2 separate regions of the Homo sapiens genome follow, and region 1 is linked to region 2. Evidence: chromatin loops called from intact Hi-C (ENCODE). Cell type or tissue: PC-3. All regions are shown on one strand. Links, peaks and the distances in the headings refer to the core of each region. The heading gives the core; the rest is flanking DNA.

The links. A loop is a pair of places that touch in the nucleus more often than their neighbours do. Peaks named below come from ENCODE experiments on the same cell type or tissue, not always from the same donor. Only the 100,000 strongest peaks of a DNase experiment are listed, where the experiment ranks them.
Region 1: a loop joins it to region 2, with 12 times the contacts of the local background. A loop is called at or near these places in 4 of 110 quality-filtered maps.

Annotation. Positions count from the first base shown.
Region 1 is chr9:83,831,653-83,841,921 of GRCh38, forward strand. KIF27 (kinesin family member 27) reads right to left here. Exons shown (of 18, transcript NM_017576.4): 18 at 2,447-5,833. The coding sequence ends at 5,349. LOC101927552 (a long non-coding RNA gene) reads left to right here. Exons shown (of 6, transcript XR_001746793.2): 5 at 3,899-4,053; 6 at 5,378-5,931. Among named protein-coding and RNA genes, the nearest start is that of GKAP1, 19 kb to the left of the region's middle. In PC-3, for the core only: CTCF peaks have their summits at 5,571 (motif pointing right) and 5,780 (motif pointing left); no DNase peak of the experiment used is centred there.
Region 2 is chr9:84,256,984-84,267,520 of GRCh38, forward strand. No RefSeq gene overlaps it. Among named protein-coding and RNA genes, the nearest start is that of SLC28A3-AS1, 16 kb to the right of the region's middle. RefSeq lists a silencer at 4,230-4,289. In PC-3, for the core only: CTCF peaks have their summits at 4,349 (motif pointing left) and 4,558; a DNase peak (open chromatin) is centred at 4,298; H3K27me3 peaks cover 472 bases.

The DNA of each region.
Region 1 (10,269 bases), core at 2,270-10,269, 420 kb before region 2:
GGCGTGGGGTCCAAGGAATGGTTCGTTTAAAAATAAGGCAGACCACGTAACTTTTTTTTTTTTGAGACGGAGTCTCCCTCTGTTGCCCAGGCTGGAGTGCAATGGCGCGATCTCGGCTCACTGCAACCTCTGCCTCACGAGTACAAGCAATTCTCCTGCCTCAGCCTTCCGAGTAGCTGGAACTATAGGTGTGCCACCACACTCGGTTAATTTTGTATTTTTAGTAGAGATGGGGTTTCATCATGGCCAGGCTGGTCTTGAACTCCTGACCTCGTGATCCACCTGCCTCAGCCTCCCAAAGTGCTGGGATTACAGGCATGAGCCACCGTGCCTGGCCGATCACATAACTTCTTTTTTTTTAATTTAATTTTATTTTATTATTATTATACTTTAAGTTTTAGGGTACATGTGCACAATGTGCAGGTTAGTTACATATGTATACATGTGCCATGCTGGTGTGCTGCACCCATTAACTCGTCATTTAGCATTAGGTGTATCTCCTAATGCTATCCCTCCCCCCTCCCCCCACCCCACAACAGTCCCGAGTGTGATGTTCCCCTTCCTGTGTCCATGTGTTCTCATTGTTCAATTCCCACCTATGAGTGAGAACATGCAGTGTTTGGTTTTTGTCCTTGTGATAGTTTACTGAGAATGATGATTTCCAGCTTCATCCATGTCCCTACAAAGGACATGAACTCATCATTTTTTATGGCTGCATAGTATTCCATGGTGTATATGTGCCACATTTTCTTAATCCAGTCTATCATTGTTGGACATTTGGGTTGGTTCCAAGTCTTTGCTATTGTGAATAGTGCCGCAATAAACATACGTGTGCATGCGCTCACATAACTTCTAACAATATTTACCACATTGGACTTGAAAAATTATACCTTGCTTTATATAAGTACTGTAGTAAGCTTGAAAACACAATAATACAGTATACAAATAAGGTTTTAAAATAATTCCTTTTCTACTTTAGTTATATAATTATTAATAGATAGTTTTAAATTTCCAAGAATCATTAAGTATACATTTTTAAAAAATATTTAATTTTCTATTCTTTTCTGTTGTGAATGGTTTTGTTCCTTGGGCATATAGGGATCTTGCTCATTATAACAGACTATGAGATTGTTGTATTTTTCTCTTAAAGTACTGTAGATAACTCAATAGAGCTGTGTGTTACAATTAACCAGTAGAACATAATATCTAAGTCTTATTCAATATATTTGGGTTCAAATTACACTGTTAGCATTTCAAATAGTGCCAATTCTGTTGACTCACTGCAGAAATTCCTAGAAGGAAATATAAAAACAGACAAATGAGAACTATGCAAAATATCAAAAGCCATCATTATAATATCAACTTTTTCTGGGATTTCTTTTCATAATTTCCTTTGTTCTAATTACCTCCATGTTGGAGTCATGTTGGGGTCAACATGAAAGCCATTATAAAAATCAAACACTATTCCAGTGTTTGATGCTTTCTTTGTATGCAGTACATTCCAAGGAATGGAAGGAATCACAGCAGTCAACCTTGGTGTAGGCAATAAGGGGTGCATTGTTTACAGATAATTTAAAAACAACAAAACCTATGAAAACTCAGCCTGCTTTTATCAGCAGCAATGACAGTGATAAAATACTTCTCCTTATCGGGCAGAGGCTCCCCAGTACCCTACCCTTGGTGTACTTCTGCCAACATAAGCTCAAAAGTACTACATGCCCAATGCTTTTGAGATGCTTATTGCAAATGGATCTCATTCTCACCTTTATATTTTCAATTTCTGAAAATATAAATGTAGAAGAATATATTACCAGTGTTAATCAAGGCAGCCTATAATCTGTTACAACTTTAAATGTTTAAAATATACATAATGAATTTTTTTAAAAAGTCCAGTGAAGTTGAGAGAGGAATTGTGGACATAAGTAACTTTCTACCTGAACTTTCAAATACTGATACCCCAGTGCTTTAAAGTCACGAGTAGGTGCCTAAGGAAATAAGTGAAAGATCAAAATATGTCATACTTGCATTTAATGTATGAGAATTTGTTTTGACCACAGAACCGAACTCCCACTAAGGATTTCACTCCCTGATAGTCATTCCAAAACTTAGTATAAGACTTTTATTTTTTTCTATATAAGGAATTTAGTCTCAAATAAGCATTCCTCACTTTACTGGCCTAGACTGAACAAGGCAATGGCTAGTGGCAATCTAGTCCACAATTAATGAAGATCATATTTTTGCTGACTCCTTGGACCCTGGGTTCATGAAGATATGAAGAATTGAGGCAACGACAAAAAAATACATTAACAAAAAGAAAGCAAACATTAAAGCACAAAAGCACCTTCATCAATGTTCTCACCACCTGTGGTTCCCAACATAAAGAATTTTCCATTTCTGTTAGCTATAACACTCTAGAGTTAGGAAAGTAACTAGTACTTTACAAATATTTTTCCTTTCAAATGCTTTATTACAGTTAAGAGGAAAAAAGAACATAATGAACGAAAAAAAGAAAACCACAAACATTTTATATACATGCAAAAAGGCAATAAAGTGACAAAATGTTTAGAAAAAGCATGTGAAAAAGTAAAATCATTATTAGTATATGTAAAAAAATAATTTTACTTGCCTTGGGTAGGTGTCTAATTTTTTTCTTTCCTTTGTGAGAACACCGACTAAACTAGAATGACCAGAGGTTCATTTCCAGAATATATTATTCACGACGTTATTTATATGTGTGTTTGCATATGTGGCATGAAATGTCATATATATAAAGGATATATGTTTAACCAAAAGGAAGAAAAACACCATACCTTTGTTATTTAGAAATCAACTCACAATTGCATAGTCAAACCTAATCATTGTTGTTTTGATATAAATTTTCTTGCTTTATTAGTGAGTTGGCTTTGAGGAAATGTGTATTTCCACAGGTAAAACAAGTATGTGTTAATTTCTTGAGCAAGTAGGATTCCAGTATCAGAATACATTCTTAAATGAATTATTCCTAAATAACGCATAGCACATTACTTAATCTTATAAGGAACTTATTATTAGGATCTTCATTAATAAATATTTATTTATAAATATTGCTGTGCTTGCTAAGGGCACTGACCTTTGGCCATTATATATATCTATATCTATGTATATATACAAGTGTATCTATATATACATTATAGCTATATAATGATATATCATGATATAAAATATGATATGAAATAATATAAAGTGAAATAATGTAAAATGTATAACCTATATCTATATACAAGTATATATATAATACTATATATATACAAGTGTTTATATACAAGTATATATAATGGTAAAAGGTCAGTGCCTTCAACAAAGCACAGCAATAATATATTTAAATAAATATGTATTTATTAACAAAGATCCTAATTATAAGTTCCTTGTAAGATTATGTGCTATGCCTTAGTTAGAAATAATTAATTTACACATACTTGTTTTACTTATGGAAATACAAACACATTTCCTTATATACTTGTATATGTACAAGTGTATATACATATATATATATGAAATATATATAATAATGGCAAAAGGTCAGTGCATTTATACATATTTATAATGTGTATGTTTTACCTTTGGTTTGTATGATTTATATTTATATATAAATGTACATAAATTTATAAAAATGGAAGACTAGCTGGAAACCAGAATCTGACTTCAAACAGTTCCTGGTAAAAATAAAATTTCCCAGTTAAGTTTGTAAATTAGTTTTTTGAAATTTAGAAAATAGTATCTCATTGGACCAATATTTATAAATTGTTTCATTCCCAGGTAAGTCCACAGAAATCTATTTAATTTAAATAAATTTTAGTACCATGCTTAAGAGATATTTTCCTTTTTATAAGTTTGTTTTGTTTTGGTTTGTTTCCTAAAGGAACTGGTTTTTAGCAAGGAGACCAAGAAACTCTACTCCCTAGGGGCTAGCAATGAGAGAAAGGAAGCCTTAAGTCTTTGAGCACAGGGTGACAGTTTGGGTCCTATGTGAGATGATCAAATCCACAGCAACAGAGGAAAGGACAAAAGGAAAAGGTCTGTAGCAGCACTACATCAGAAAAAAATGGATTCAGCAAGGAAGTGGGTGACTCTGAGTAAGCATCCATGTCAGGATGGTTTTGCTACAGCCCCCAACAAAACATTAATTAGTTTAAGAAACTCAACTTCGGTTTACAAGTGTTTTGGAAAAGTAACAAAGAACAACATAAGTAACAAAATAATTCCTCAGGTCATTACAATGGATGTTTCCTATAACTGAAAAATATGGTTAAAAAGTACAAACTACATTTGGTGTGCAAACTGTTTAGTTCTTAATTCCAAACTAAATTGTACATTATATAGTAAAATTTTGACCAGAAAAACTTGGAGATTTTAGTAAAAATTTCATTGACATATTTACAGCCCCAGTGTAGTTTGGCCGGTGTGCAAAGCCTGACTAAGGAGGTTATAGAAAAAAATATCAGACTTAAGCCCATCAAATCATTAAAGATGCTTTGGCAAGACTTCAAGCTTTACAGACATACTCCATGTGACCAGAGATGTCATAACCAGTGTTCTTTCTCTTGAAATGTTAGAATGCTTTAGTTTTATTCTATAATTTCCGTGTTCCATGGAACAGCATTCATTTCTCCCAGTTTTAGTAACATAATGAGAGATATATTGAGTGTATAGAGCAGGAAAGACATGAAAACTTATATTGCATAATATTAGCAAACATAAAAGATAGCATTATAAATTTTTAAAAATCCAAAAAAATTCCAGAAACAGAACAGTGAGCATGTTTAAAAAGTCAGGACTGACCGTTTCTGTGAGTTCTGAGGACTGTAAATGAGCCTCAATCCATAAAGCTGAGAGGTTGTCTTAGCCCACATATGCAGCAGGTGACTCCCTCTGACAAAAGCAAGATTTAGCTGGATCTTTTAAAAAAAAAATATACTTGTATTTGAGAATAACAATAATATAGTTATATTGTAACATACTTTTATGATGTACATTTATATTATATAATAATACATACTTGATAGATATTTTAGTCTATTACTAGTTTTAATCTTCAAATATGCCTGGAAAAACATTTAAGCGTATTTATAAATATTTAAATGTTATCAAGTATTGGAAAACATGTTTGATTACTATGGGAATATAAACTAAAACTCCCCAAATATATATAGAAGATGTACACATCTATAGCATATAAAAGAATTAGGGATTCCTTCCTCCCCTTCTTCCTTTATTCTGAGGAAAGAGGTAGTGAACTTGAGCTTTAGTTTTTAACAGGTTAGAAAAAGGAATCTTTTTACATATCTACTAAAAGTTCTATTATTCAATGTCTAAGTTTTTAAGTCCCTTGGTTTCCTAGATACTTCGATGGAATCAGCAGCCATTGATCCAATGCCAACTCCAAGACTGGAACGTCGCAATGATAGTTCCAAGGCGGAAATTTGACGTAATTCTTTTCGACACAGTTTTACAGGTGTGACACCATGAAGTCGTCCCACATTTCCCACAACCTGAATTTGGGATGACAGTCGACTGTGAGATTTTGTAAACTGATTATCATCTGTTTCTGTTTTATTCTCATTACCTAACATATGCCCACTGGGGGGTGCTAAAGAACTATGAATTGGAGGTAATTCTGGGATATCTTCCCAGAGCTTTTGAGGATTTGGCTGTGTTCTTAAGCTGCTTGCTGAACTGTCCATTTCTCTTTCTCTTCCACTTAATTTCATACTTTCAGGTCTGGATGCCCATTTTAATTCTTCTGAAAGCATGCCTCCTCCTTCTGGCTTCAGGACTCCATCTCCAGCCTCTTGATCTAAAAATAATCCCCAAACCAAAAAATTAGATACTATTTCCTCAAAATTAGGTATTTTAATCAAAACATCTTAACATAAATACATTATTATCACCCAATATGCATAATGTTTTTCAACTTTTTTGTTAAATGACTTATTTTAGATGAACAGATGTGTGAATATGAATATTTTTATTTCACTTACAGGCATCTTGCATGTGAATAACTCACAACTTTAATTCATGGAACAAATTGAGAAATAGTCTTTTGGGGGTTTGGTACTCCCTGGAAACATAAGAGTGCTTTGGGCACCTCTGGTGCCTTTCCATGCCTGCCTTCTCTGCTGTTCTTGCTACTAGTGAATTCTAAATCATGGCCAAGTGATGCCAGCACTGGATAATATTGGCTCTGCCCCATATCTCGAGGGAAAACTCTAGGACTTGGCATTATATGTGTGGGAATCTGGCCTTGGTTGGCACTCCCAGCATGATAGCGGGGTTCTCCTGTCTGAATGTACTCTGGGGTGTGCGCCACAATTTCTGTCATCGAAATGGAGATGAGAGAATATGCCCTTGGTGGGGACACCCCACTGGAATTAGAGTGAAGAGATCAAAGCTAGAGGTTCTTAAATCAAAGAATATCTAATAGCAAAGACAAAAACTTGCTTAAGGGAAATGCATACAAGTACTAGACCTAATATGATGAAAAATGCCAACTTCAATATATTGATGCATGCTTAGTACACTTTCAGTCCTGCAAAGACAAAGTTTTTTGTTGTTTTTTTTTTGAGACGGAGTCTCGCTCTGTCGCCCAGGTTGGAGTGCAGTGGCGTGATCTCGGCTCACTGCAAGCTCCGCTTCCTGGGTTCACGCCATTCTCCTGCCTCAGCCTCCCTAGTAGCTGGGACTACAGGCACCCGCCACCACGCCCGGCGAATTTTTTGTATTTTTAGTAGAGATGGGGTTTCACCGTGTTAGCCAGGATGGTCTCGATCTCCTGACCTCAGGTGATCCGCCTGCCTTGGCCTCCCAAAGTGCTGGGATTACAGGCATGAGCCACCGCACCTGGCCCAGTCCTGCCAAGACAAAGTTTTAAAACACAGGTTGCACATTGGCAGCTCTCAAGCCAAATCTGGCCCATAGACATGTTTTGCTTGGCCTATAATGTTAGTAATACTTGACCCAAGATTTAAAATTTGAAAAGTTTCATATAAAAATATAGATTTACAGCTTTTCTAGAAAAACTATAAGAGTTAACAGTTTCTGAATTGCAATAGCAGCTGGAACACCGTTGCCACTGACCATTTAGATGACTGCTGCAGTCCCCACTGCTCACTCTGGTTCAGGTAGGCATTCTAGTTTGTAACCCCTGGTTTAAAACATAACTGACTCTCTAGTTTTTAAAAATCTCTCAAAATCAAATAACCTGAACTAGCAAATGATCTAGATCCTCGTACATGGAACTCATACTAAGTTGACCACAGACAGTGGCTCCCAAACTCTGCAGTACATCAGAGTCACTGGGAAGCTTTAAAAAATCCTGCTCCCTAGCTGGGTGCGGTGGTTTATGCCTGTAGCCCCAGCTACTTGAGAGGCTGAGGTGGGAGGATTGCTCAAGCACAGGAGTTTGAGGCTACAGTGAGCCATGAATGTACCACTACCGGTAGCTCCAGCCTGGGCAACACAGCAAGACCCCAACTCTAAAAAAAAAATCCTGCTCCCCAGGTGACAGTATCTGGGGGAAGGAGTAAGGCATCTTATTTTCAAAAGATCTTAAGGAAAGAGTCTCATTGTTGAGGCTCACTCCAAAGCCCACTTGGATTCTTCACAAGAAAGTTTCCCTCTTCCAGAATTTTATAATTGAGGGAACCGACTAGGGAAAGATTAATTTGCCCAAGGTCAAACAACTAGTAAAAGAAGTAAGGATTCCAACCCAGATCTTTTGACTCTATTATCCTTACATATAGTTTTATAGTGATTTAAATTGATACAAGGATAGGTTTAAATACAAGTAGAGAGAATGTAGGTTCATATAAAACTGATTTTATCCTCATGTTAGAAAACATATACACTGTAACAGAGGGAGGACCATCAAGTGACCAAGATATTTTAGTCAAAAGATGAATTTTTCTGCAATTTGAAAATGCCAAAAATATTCAAAGAAAATATAATTCTTGTAGGCAGTCTTCTATCAAAACCCACTGAACCACCGGGCACGGTGGCTCACGCCTGTAATTCCAGCACTTTGGGAGGCCAAGGCTGGTGGATCACCTGAGGTCAGGAGTTTGAGACCAGCCTGGCCGACATGGTCTCTACTAAAAATACAAAAAATTAGCCGGGCCTGATGGTGGCGCCTGTAATCCCAGCTACTGAGTAGGCTGAGGTAGGAGAATCGTTTGAACCTGGGAGGTGGAGGCTGCAGTGAGCTGAGATAGCACCACTGCACTCCAGCCTGGGTAACAAGAGTGAAACTCCATTCAAAAACAAAAAACAAACAAACAGAAAAAACACTGCAGCAAATACCAAGATAGTTATTAACTAGGATACTGATTATTAAGCATGTAAAACATTTTATGAAACTCAGAGTTTGATATAAATTGCTATATTTTATAATTCAAACAAACCTTGTTTCATGTCATTATATTAGAGTAGCATTATGAGACAGGATATAGTGTAAACTATATCCCCAATATAATTGCAACTGTATATTTTAAAGCATGGGCAAAATATGAAAAGAATTATGCTCAAATGTGGGTAGGATTATAACTGATTTGTTTTCTTCATTTTCAGATTTTTCTATAATGACTATACATTATTTTTATAGCCAAAAATAGAAGCATTTTAAATGTTTCTAGGTAGAATAGCAAATTAGCTGAAATAGTATCTCCAACGTTATTATCAAGACTAGACTCCTTGGGTAAACTGGTCAGAACAGTGTTGTTCTCATTTTACACCTCTCCAAGATTAACTATGTTTTAGATTTGTCTGTTTGTTTGGTTAAAGAGCAGGATGAAGATCCAGATTTCTTAAACCTGTATACCACCATACTACATTGTCATTTTAAAGAAATGTCTAGTAGACTCGGTGGCATAAACATGGGCCATTTACAAACTAGATGTCTAATATCAGATACCTCAAATTTGACAGTAGACTTTTTTTCAAAGCTAAAGTGGTCTTATGTTGACTATTTTGTTTCTTACTTGATACTTGTTTACTTTTTAATTTTTGGCAAGTAATGTTTCAAGTTAAAGTTTTAGCTATATATAGCAGACAGTATTTCAAGTAAATGAGTTACATCAGTAAACACCTCTGTATTACTATACTGAGAATCAGAAAGTGTAATCTCTTTGGCAGGATTCGTATGTTTGTATCACGTCTTTATCCTCAGGCAACTTTTATCTTGGAATACTGAACCAGCAGTCAGAAGATGAGGGACATTAGACTGTGTTATAGTTACTGTTCTGTCCTTAAGTCACTTGCCTTCTCTAAGCGTCAGTTGCCTCATCTGAAAATGGAGTTAGCAGACCCCAGCCTATCCTGAGTTTGAGGGCTAAAGGGAATTATTCTTGAAAATGTCTATACATGATAAATGTCACAAATATAAGTTAGCATTTTTTTTTTTTTGAGACAGAGTTTCGCTCTTGTTGCCCAGGTCGGGGTGCAATGTCGTGATCTCAGCTCACTGCAACCTCCGCCTCCCGGGTTCAAGCGATTCTCCTGCCTCAGCCTCCTGAGTAGCTGGGATTACAGGCATGCACCATCACACCTGGCTAATTTTGTATTTTTTAATAGAGACGGGGTTTCACCATGTTGGTCAGGTTGGTCTCGAACTCCTAACCTCCGGTGATCCACCCGCCTTGGCCTCCCAAAGTGCTGGGATTACAGGCATGAGCCACCGCACCTAGCCAATTCTACTTCTATTACATTTTCAGCATATATCACTTCATTGCTCCTCCATATTATTTTTCACTGGTCTTCTTACATCTTGTGTGCCCATCTTTAAGTAGTTTTCTTTCCAGGTAAAAAATACATGTGTGCCTAAAAGATTTTAAAGTCAACTTTTCATAAACCATACTTAAATTATCGAAGTTATTAGAATTATTAGAAATTATCAGCTAATTCTTTTATAAAATGTAGACTTTATTATTTTAGAAATATTGATTCCTCTCTATTCAGCTATCTTAAAGAGGGTATATTTTAATCATAGGAATATATTACCTTCATAGTATTTTTTATTTTTGCAAAGTATATTTTGTCATGTTATTTCATTTAGGAATGCACTAAATCTACATATCTACATATGATTATACAAGGAAACATCTTTGTCTCAAAAATAGGTTCTATTACATTTTTTAATTTCCAGGGTTCATGATATATAAAAATACCTGATTTATCTTAAAAATACAAACTTTTACTCTTACCTACCATACATCTTTTTTTGTGATAATCAGAAGGCTT
Region 2 (10,537 bases), core at 831-8,830:
AGATTTAAAGAGATTTTAAAAACATTACAACCAGATACAGCGTGTGGTCCTGGATTGGATGTGGTTTAGCTAAACTCCTAAAATAACAGATGTTTTGGGGACAATGGAGAAAATTGGAAAGGCATTAAATAAGAAGAAAATTGATTGACATGGAAAGATGACTGATTTTATATATGTATATATATATATACTTATAAGAGTATACCTGTATATGTATATATAAAATACATATATATGTACAGAGAGAAAGTGTGGGAGGATTTGCACATTGGGGTTAACTGTGGTAATCTTGGGGGAATAAGAATATGATGGTTTGATTTTCCTTTTTTTCTCATCAACACTTTCTAATTTTTTCTTTGTTTTTTGAGACAGAGTCTCGCTCTGTCGCCTAGGCTGGAGTGCAGTGGTGCAATCATGTCTTACTGTAGCCTCAACTTCCCGGGCTCAAGCAATCCTCCTGAGTAGCTGGGACTACAGATGTGTGCCACCATGTTTGGCTAATTTTTAAATTTTTTGTAGAGATGGGATCTCACTATATTGCCCAGGCTGATCTCAAACTCCTGGGCTTAAGTGATTCTCCCCCCTTCACCTCCCAAAGTGCTGGGATTGTAAGCATGAGCCACTGGGCCCAGTTAACATTTTCTAATTTTCTGATATTGAAAAGAGATTGCTTTCGTGATCACGAAAGATTCATTAAAAAAATATTTTTTAAAAGAAAAAAACCCAAAAAACAGGAAATACCTTTCCAGGCAGCAATAATGAAAAAGAGCCTTGAGGCGAGGTCAGCCCAGCTGCTAACAAAAGACGTGTGAACACCTCCTGCCAGGCCTAGGACTTACTAGGAAGACCCCAGCAGAGACCATAATTCCATAGCGTTGTAGCCCCACTTTTTTTCATTTTGAGGCGCAGGTGAACAATTTAAGATTTGTCACAATGTAATTGAATGTGCAGAGTGACTTCCCACTGATAGTGATTGCTGAAAAAGAGTAGGGGAGGGGATTGGGAGGGCGGTGCAGGTTTTCTGCTCAGGCCGATGCTGAGTCCTGGGTGGGAAGCACGGAGCAGGCCTCTTCTACGCGGGGTCTTGATAGCTCTGCTGATGACCGGGTAAACCCCATGGGGCCAGATTTTATCAGTGATGTATTTTCTTCACTGAGAAGAATATCATGTAAGAGGCAAATAAACGTCACACAGTTTTTGCAGACCCACCCAAACATAAAATGACATTTGTATGCTGAAATAATAACCAGAAATTTCTATGCTCTAACCAATGAGTCCTTTCTCCCAGGCAGATTAGAGACACTGGAGGATGAATCTGAATATTCAAATGAATGTCCACCCTGGTGTGTAGCAAGGGGGGAAGGGGCAGAACTGGCCAGGGGCTTCTCTGATCACGTTTTGATGATAAATGCAGGATAACGAAGAAATGAAAAGCAAAGAGAAGAACTAGAGGGGGAAAGAAGGCTCACTGCACAGTAACTTCAACCGTGATCGGCCGGGTCACATCTGCCCTGCGGGAGGGAGGTGAAAAGGCGGAGGGTACACTCTGTTCCTTAGTGAAATCGCTTAGGCACAAATCAGATCAGCTGGCCTGTCTGGCTGAGACCCAGGACCTAGAGGGACCAAATTGGCAGACCTGCTTTCCAATATGTAGGTAATCACATTATCATCATTGCTTGGGGTAAGACGGATGGTTTTTACAGAATAGCCCTGATTGTGAAAGGCTGTTTGTGGGTGTGTTTGGCAGAATATTTTATACCCTCAAGATGTGCAGTTTAAATTAGATGGTGAGAAAAACCTAAATGCATAAAAAATAGGACTATTAAGAGAGAAAACTGACGTTTGGCTCTTGTGAGGCTGTTTAACATCACATGCTCTAGGATCTCAATATCGATGTTCAGTATTGTCCATCTCAGCAGCAGGGTGATGTTAGATAACACGTTTGAACTGCTTTTTACCACTCTACTAAGTTTTTTTTTTTTTTTTTTTTTTTTTTGAGACAGTTTCACTCTTGTTGCCCAGGTTGGAGTGCAGTGGGGTGATCTTGGCTCACTGCAACCTCCGCCTCCCAGATTCAAGCGATTCTCCTGCCTCAGCCTCCCGAGTAGCTGGGATTACAGGCGCCTGCCACCATGCCTGGCTAATTTTTTGTATTGTTAGTAGAGATGGGGTTTCACCATGGTGGCCAGGCTGGTCTCGAACTCCTGACCTTGTGATCCACTTGCCTTGGCCTCCCAAAGTGCTGGGATTACAGGCATGAGCCACCGCACCTGGCCTCTATTAAGATATAAAGCTGTTAAATGGATTACCTTGAAAGACATGATTTTTGTACATTAAATATGGTCAAATAGCAGTAATTTCATATGATTTGATCTAATAATTGACCTTTCCTTTAGAAGAGCTTAGATGTGGGTTGAGAGACAGAAGAGTAGCTTATCAACAGACATAAAATTATTAAGAACTAGAATTAAGAGGCCTTTCTTTGAAGTCAGTAACACAAAGATTTGTTCATGCTCCTTAAGGTTTTTCCTTGACTGACTCCATGTGGGTGAATCTTTTTCTCTAGATGAAGCACACCGTCCAATGTTTAAGCCACAAGGGAAAATGAACCCAGTTACTATTTAATACATGCAACTCAGATTTATCCCAAAATATGATGATCTACCTTGACCCGCCACCTTTTTCCAAGAGTTGACACTGTAAGTTTTCTAGAAAAAACTCCACTCTCGCATGACCAAGATTTGTGTGTGTGATCAACATTTAGAAGAACGTGCTAAAGAAGACACTGAAGACAATTCCCAAACAAGAGTTAATATCTGAGCTGCGGCAGCATCCTTGCCACAAAAACGCAGCTCCCCAAGCAACACAGGGCTCACTTAGATGTGTAAGCTCTGGTTGTGTTTCTTTTAAAATCAGTCGCATTACTTTATAGTCACATCTTGTGAGAGAGGGCTCAGGGTCTCCAGCATCCCTGGAGAGGCATCTTCTTCCTTCTGCTTGAATTTTCCTCAATCTTCTATCCCGTTTGAATGGCTGTGACCTGTTAGGGATTTTATTTGATTTTTAGGGCTTTACTATTGTATTCATCTTGATGCTCCTCAGATAGTGTTTGTCCTAATCATTGTTTCTAGTACAAAGCCAAGTTGAACTGCTGGAATTATGGAGCAAAATACTGAACTGATATTTTCTTCCTTGTTATTGGCTTGCTGTTCTACAGGCTAAAGGAAAGTCATGACTTTCCAGGCACAGTTAAATAAATGGTCATAGTTAGTCCAAACTATCTTGAGAGATGACCAAAGTTTGGGTCTCAGTTCTGACCTAACTTGCTGTGTCATATTTGGCAAATTTATTAACCTCTGGCAACACCAGTTTCTTTCTTAAGAAAATGAAAGATTGAAATAGATAATCTCCCAGTTATTGTCTGATTCTAAAATAATACAAGTCTATATAAAACCTTGTATAAAGTTAGGCTGTTATTTAAATTATTGTATCATCCTTTAGACATTCACTTTTATGGAGAGGAAAAGAGAGAAGGTAGCTCAGAAATAGGTTGGTAGGAAAATTCAGGTTTTAAAAATGGTTGGTGGCATTTGAGTTGTATAGAAATAATTTAGATTTGAGTATTTTTTGAACATATAGTCTTTTTTTTTTTTTTTAAAGACAGGGTCTTACTGTGTCACCCAGGCTGGAGAGCAGTGGTGAGATCATGGCTCACTGCAGCCTAAACCTCCTAGGCTCAAGTGATCTTCCTGCACCAGCCTCCGGAGTCACTAGGACTATAGGCACATGCCACCATGCCCAGCTATTTTTTTTATTTTTTGTAGAGACGAGGTCTCACTGTGTTGCCCAGGCTGGTCTCAAACTCCTGGGCTCAAGTGATCCTCCTGTCTTGGCCTCCCAAAGTGCTGAGATTATAGGCATGAACCACTGTGCCTGGCTAGATATATTCATCTTTGTAGGAAAACATTATAATAGGAGAGCTCCAGGAATTCTGGAGGATTGCTTCTGACACCCAAAGCTTCTCACTTTTTTTAGTACATTTGAAAATTGGAATTCATGCAAAAAGAGTTAGTCATTTATATTGGAATAAGTTCACGGTCACCTTGAAGTTTCTTTTTGTACATGGAGGATGACGTGCCTGTTTTACTGTCTTGTCTAAGAGCTGAGCAATTAGGCAGAAGAATGGCATTTACGGAATTTTTGGCATTAGATTTCGGGCTGATATTGATTGGAATATTTCAAGTTGTCATCTTGAGCTTCAGGCGTCAATCAGTGCCCTAGCCTGGGCGGGAACAAGGAGATTGCTCCAGGAAGTTTGGGCTTGAGCATGCTCGCTGGTGACATCCTGCCACCTTGTGGCCAGCTCTGGACTTCAGCATTAGGCCTCGTCCCCTAAGTGGCCAGGCTGCTTTCCGCTGTGCCCAAGCTGCAAAAGCAATCTGTGACAATCATTTCCAGGCTTCTGGATTGACAGCACGATTCTATGGGTTCTATTCATTATTTATAGATTCTTCTATTGATCATAAAATATTTGTGTTGCACCCCTGTCCCAAAGGAGTTTCCATATTCCTTTTATTCTTTAAGAGCGCTCGCGTAGCTGATAGGACAGCAGAAATGGAAAAAGGTTAAGTGTTGGAAATGTCAATCTTGATTCTGCTCTGAAATTGATTCTTGCTTCAGGCAAGCCCCAGATCTGGATCCCAGGTTCTTCCTGGTTCTGCAGATTAAACTACTCATCCCTGGGAAGAGCACTGAACCCATCCTCCACTAATGGAGCATTTTACTAGTGTGATCGCATTTCACACCGTCTGTCTGTGGTAGACATTTTTGTCTTCATTTTGTAAGTTTACTGAGGTTCCGAGACACTGAGTAACTTGTCCAAGGCCACACAGGTGATAAACAGTAGAACTGAGACCCAAACCTAAGTAACCTGACACACTCTTAACCCCTTTGCCCTGTGTCTGTGAAATGAAGTAAAAACACCTTACTACACACACACGGCAGGTGTAAGATCAAAGGAGATAAAAATGCAAATGAAAGCATTTCATAATGAAAAATATCTATCCACATGTTGGTTGACTTTTAAAATGCCCATTATTACTATTGTTATGCATGCTGTCGAGATTATTGTTAATGGCAGGCCAAAATTTTCTGTTTCATAAGTGGAAGAGTGAGTCCTCAGAGGGAAATATTCAAAATTGATTAAAAGGTTATTTGCAGTTGCTATTAATGATGTTCTCTAATCCTCTCATTTTCCCATTTGCTGCCCAGTTTCGAATGAAGCTGATCCTAATTAGAGATTCCATTTGTAGGAAAAATAACTTGTGTGTGCATTCAGTATGTAAATTAAAAGTGGCTTTTAGTAGTTAGGGAGATAATAACTAAACCAGTGTGATAAACTTCTGAGATTTTCGCCTGTGGCTGCCCAGGTGAATTGAGCAGTTAATTTAGATTAAAGATGAGAAAAGATGCTCAGCCATTCTTACTGGGGGATAAAGAGGACTTCATTTTGTGTTCTGTTCGGGTGGGACTAGAATTATTCGGAATGACTGGCTATCCTGAAGATATCCACGCACCCCTCTACTTCACCGATGTAGGTACAGTATTTGCATCATGAAAATAGGTAATGCTTAAGGTAAAACAAACAAACAAAAATTAGCGTAGACTTCTTTTTCTCAAAGCCAGTGTTGGGTTATAGGAAAGAATATATTAGCAAAACCTAGTCATAAGTTATAAAGGAACCATGTTGGATGCAAAGTGTGTAATTGTCTGCCATAGGTGGTGCAAATTCACCACTCATTCCCCACACAGTATGTTCATACGTCATCCCTTTAACAGGTTAAGGCAAGGAAGAGAACCAGGTTTGACCAGCGAATCTTTGTGGCAGGATCCTCCTTGAAATGCCCTAGAATCGATGGAGCAAATATGAGGATCTATATCAGCAAGCATCTCACTTAAGTGCTTAAATTTGCTGAAAATGTATCCCGTGGCTTCAGGGATGCCTGTCACTGCCTCTGGGTTGGGATCCATTCTGGTTTCCTTTATGAGACATAAATTGCTGATGCTTGCCACTTTGTATTCACAGTTGAGGTGCATGAATCCTAAGTTAAATATTTATATTTTTTGTTTCCTATGCCTTATGTATCTGAGTTTTGTTCATATCTACCTGTATTTTATATTTAGAAATATGCAGACAGTAGAAGTAAAATATCACACATTGAGTTTCTCCTCCTCCTACATGCATGTGCGTGCAAAGACACATGCTTTTATTTTTATTTATTTATTTTTTTGAGACAGAGTCTCACTCTCTTGCCTAGACTGGAGTGCAGTGGCAGGATCTCAGCTCATTCCAACCTCCACCTTCTGGGTTCAAGTGATTCTCCTGCCTCAGCCTCCTGAGTAGCTGGGATTACAGGCGCCCGCCACCATGCCCAGCTAATTATTGTATTTTTGGTAGAGAAGAGTTTTCACTATGTTGGCCAGGCTGGTCTCGAACTCCCAACCTCAGGTGATTTGCCCGCCTCGGCCTCCCAAAGTGCTGGGATTACAGGCATGAGCCACCGTGCCTAGCCTACATGGCTTTTAATACGTTTAAAATAACCTAGAAAATTTAAATGTAAGTAACATTGAATGTATTAAAGGAGAAAATAAGCCAAAAATGGAAAAGTTGAATGGGGTACCCTTTGTGGAAGGGAGGACATGGCTATTCTATCCTTTTCTCGTTGGTGATGCTGGTACTGGAGCTGGTGGTAGACAACACTGATGTGGGTTGATTCTATAACAATTTGGCTTCTTAAGCCACTTTCTTATCCTCCCACCAGTTACCTGTGTAAGTCACTGCCTAGCTAGTGTTTGCAAGGGATGAAGAAAGAAAGAATTCAATTTAGTGTAGCACATGAACAGCTACACGGGGCGATTTCAAATCATCTTCACTTTGATTCTCCTGACCTATACTGAAGAACATCACGAAACACGTTGTTTCTACTATAAGGAAGTAGTTTCAGTTGTTGTTAATTACATTAAATGATAGATGCCCTCTTTATAAAAATTCAGAATAAATTTGTTTGTTTTTAACATCAGGAATAGTAGTATTTCTTTTGAGAAATTTAAAAAATAAGCATATGATCCCAAGAGCTGTGTTCTTAAAAGTTTTAAGCCACGTCAACCACTAGAAGGCTTGAATCTAAATTTGCGACTCATTAATAGCAAATATATATGGTTTTTATGGTATATATTTTTGTGTTGTTTATTTCTTACTCTATTATATGTTGCCATTTTCTTTTTTTGTCTCACTTGCATTAGTAGTGAGGATTAAGCTTGGCTGTGGGGAATGGAAAACACAAAATACCAGTAGCTTAAATAAGAGAGAAGCTTCTTTTTCTCTCTGAGTAGGTGGTCCAAGTTTAGAATGGCAGCTCCAGAATTATTAGGAACCCAGACCTCTTATGTGTTGCACTGCCGTCCTCAACACCCAGCTTTCAACTCATGGTACAAGATGGGCTGCTGTGGCTCCAGCTATCATGTCCAACATCCAGCCAGCAGGAAGGAGAATGGGAGAGAAGAGGGACACAATTAAACCTTCTTTTAAGGGATGCTCTCTAGAAGTTGCGCATGCAACTGACATTTACATCCCATTGACCAGACCTTAGTCACCTGAGTACACCTAGCTATGAGAACAGCTGGGAAAGGTGGGCAACCATGTATTTTGGCTGAAAATGAGCAGTCTCAATACTGCAGAGGAAATGGAGATGGGCTATTAGGAGACAAGTAGCAGGCTGTGCTACATCAATTTGTAATTCAGATTATTTTATGGGTCTTTGCAAATCACTTTAAGTTCTGTCCACACTGGGGAAAGGGTGGTTATAAGTAAATGAATGAATAAATAAGTTTAAATTCCTTAGGAGGAGGATGGATCCTGTTACTCCTTCTGTTTAACGTGAGTCTGCAGAATCTCAGAACAGGCTCTCTGATGCAATGGAATTATTTAACAGTTTCTGTAGATCACAATTTGAGATGCCCAGATCACTTGCTCTCCAAAAAGACACTAGCGGTGAGCTTGAGCTACTTTCTTTATCTCTGAAAGTGCCAGTGAGCTTGAGCTACTTTCTTTAGCTCTGAAACTCTAATGAGCAATATACATCCACCTGAGCTGAATCTGCAGGTGAAGATAAACTTTCCTTGGTTTGAAGTACATTTTTGTCAATATAATATTTTAACACTGCCTCTCTCATCTAATCAGGCTGGCAGTCATGTAAGTCTTTGACTTAAAAAGGGGGAAAATGATTTCTTTTTTCTTTTTTTTTTTGAGATGGAGTTTCCCTCTTGTTGCCCAGGCTGGAGTGCAATGGTGCTATCTCGGCTCACTGCAATCTTTGCCTCCTGGGTTCAAGCGATTCTCCTGCCTCAGCCTCCCAAGTACCTGGGATTACAGGCATGCGCCACCACACCCGGCTAATTTTGTATTTTTAGTAGAGATGGAGTTTCTCCACGTTGGTCAGGTTGGTCTCGAACTCCCAACCTCAGGTGATCCGCCTGCCCCAGCCTCCCAAAGTGCTGGGATTACAGGCTTGAGCCACCGTGCCCGGCCGATTTCTCCAATACACACATTTTGTTTGGCAGACAAACACCTCTCAAAGAATGGGACTCTTAAGGTGCCTTGGAGATGGAGGGACATGACAAAAAGGATATGGGGCAGTGAAAAGTTTGGATGCTACTGGCTAGAGTTGTTTTGCTCTGAGATTTTAAAGTTAGATAGCTAGACTAGAGCAGTACTTGTCAAACATCAGTTTGCCTAGGGATGTAGTTAAAACTGCAGATGCCTGGGCTCCACACCCCAGATATTCTTCTGATTTAACAGATGGCTTGGGAACAGCGTTTTGACAAATATTGAACTAGCGGATGCTGATTGCCCAAAGTTGAACAACATTTCAAAATGGAGTAAATTAAACCTTCCTTTGAAAAAGAATATGAACAAGTCATTAAAAAATACAGGGTTTGGTTTAGATACTTTATTTGTCTAGGATGCTGAAATGTCCGGCATTTCTGTTCTCCCCGCACAATCTCTTATGAAGCTGGGCCCACAGACCCATTGCACACAACTGAATGTGAACTTACAGGTTAATGATTTGATGAGGGGCTCTTAGCACTCTCTGGCAGCTCTGGTCACCTGATATGCCAGGCACCAATGGGCATGGAGAAAACATCCTTAGTTTTCTTCTCTCCATGGCAACCAGTGCATCCTGATCCCTGTCTGTCAGTTTCCAGGCTAGCGACTCTACGTTCACCTGTGTCATAGCAACAGGAGAAAACTGCAGTTGACTTTCGCTTTCCAAATGTCTTGGAAACAGGGCTTTCAATTCTAAACCCCAACTTCCACTCTACGGTTTCCTGGTACGAAGCTGTTTGGACTCTGGGAGTTGGTGGCTTGAGAGAAACAGGAAGGGAGGGGAGATTCTGGGACATTAGTATATTCATGGCAGGTGTGTGTAAATTGGAGCTGTCAGTTTGACCAGCAGGAAATAGAAAGTATGAATCTTAGGGGAAGGGAGTGAATCACATTCACAAAGACAGCTTGAAAAATTGGCCAGGAGGCAAATGACAAGTTCTCCACTCTATATGAAATATCAAGATTAAAGGAAAATCAATTATCCTTTACCTTTGAGCGTTTTTGGGGGTTATGGTGAAATTAGGACTAGAGGGAGTAAGCAATGGTAGCCTTTAATTTTTCCTAATATTTTACTATAACAAATTTCAAACATACGGCAAATTCGAAGGAGTTTTATTGTGTAAATTTAGATTCTATCATTAACATTTTACCTGATTTATCACTTATTGTTTATCGTTGTTGTATATTCCTCTATCCTTCTATCGATACACCTTAGTTTTGGAAGTAGTTTTGATTTTAGTATTCTGATTATTCTTTCTTTCTTTCCTGTTTTAGTGTTTATTACCCTCCTTTTGTCTTCATCCACCCAAAACCATCATCTTTAATGATTACAACAAAGAACATGATAATGATAACAAAAATTTGTTAAAGCTACATTTGCTGAACATATACTATATGACAAGCACAGTACTAGCTACTTTTCTTATATTATTATCTCAATATTTTTCAGAATAGGAGGAGATATAATTATCCCTCTTTTGATAATAAGGAAACAGAATCTCAGAGATAAGTGGCTAAACCAGGATTCAAACCCAGTCTTGTCTGGTAATTTGCTTTGGCAAACAAGTTTCAGGGGATTAATGGCCCTAGGAATTTCATTTCAAAGTAGGTTAGTGAACAACTCACTAAAACCACCTTAAACCTATTATGGAGATCATTGATAAAATCATTATCTGCCTTTAGTTTATGTAAAGGAGCCTTTAGTTCAGAGTGGAATGAAAAAGCTAATCTTTGAACCATGATTATCTGTGAACAATCTGGGTATCTGCATTTCTTTGTATGAGAGTGAAGTAGGCAAAATTTTCCGCAGAAACTTATTGAACTCTTCTATGGGCCAAACATTACACATTCATTTAATTCTTTTTTTCTTTT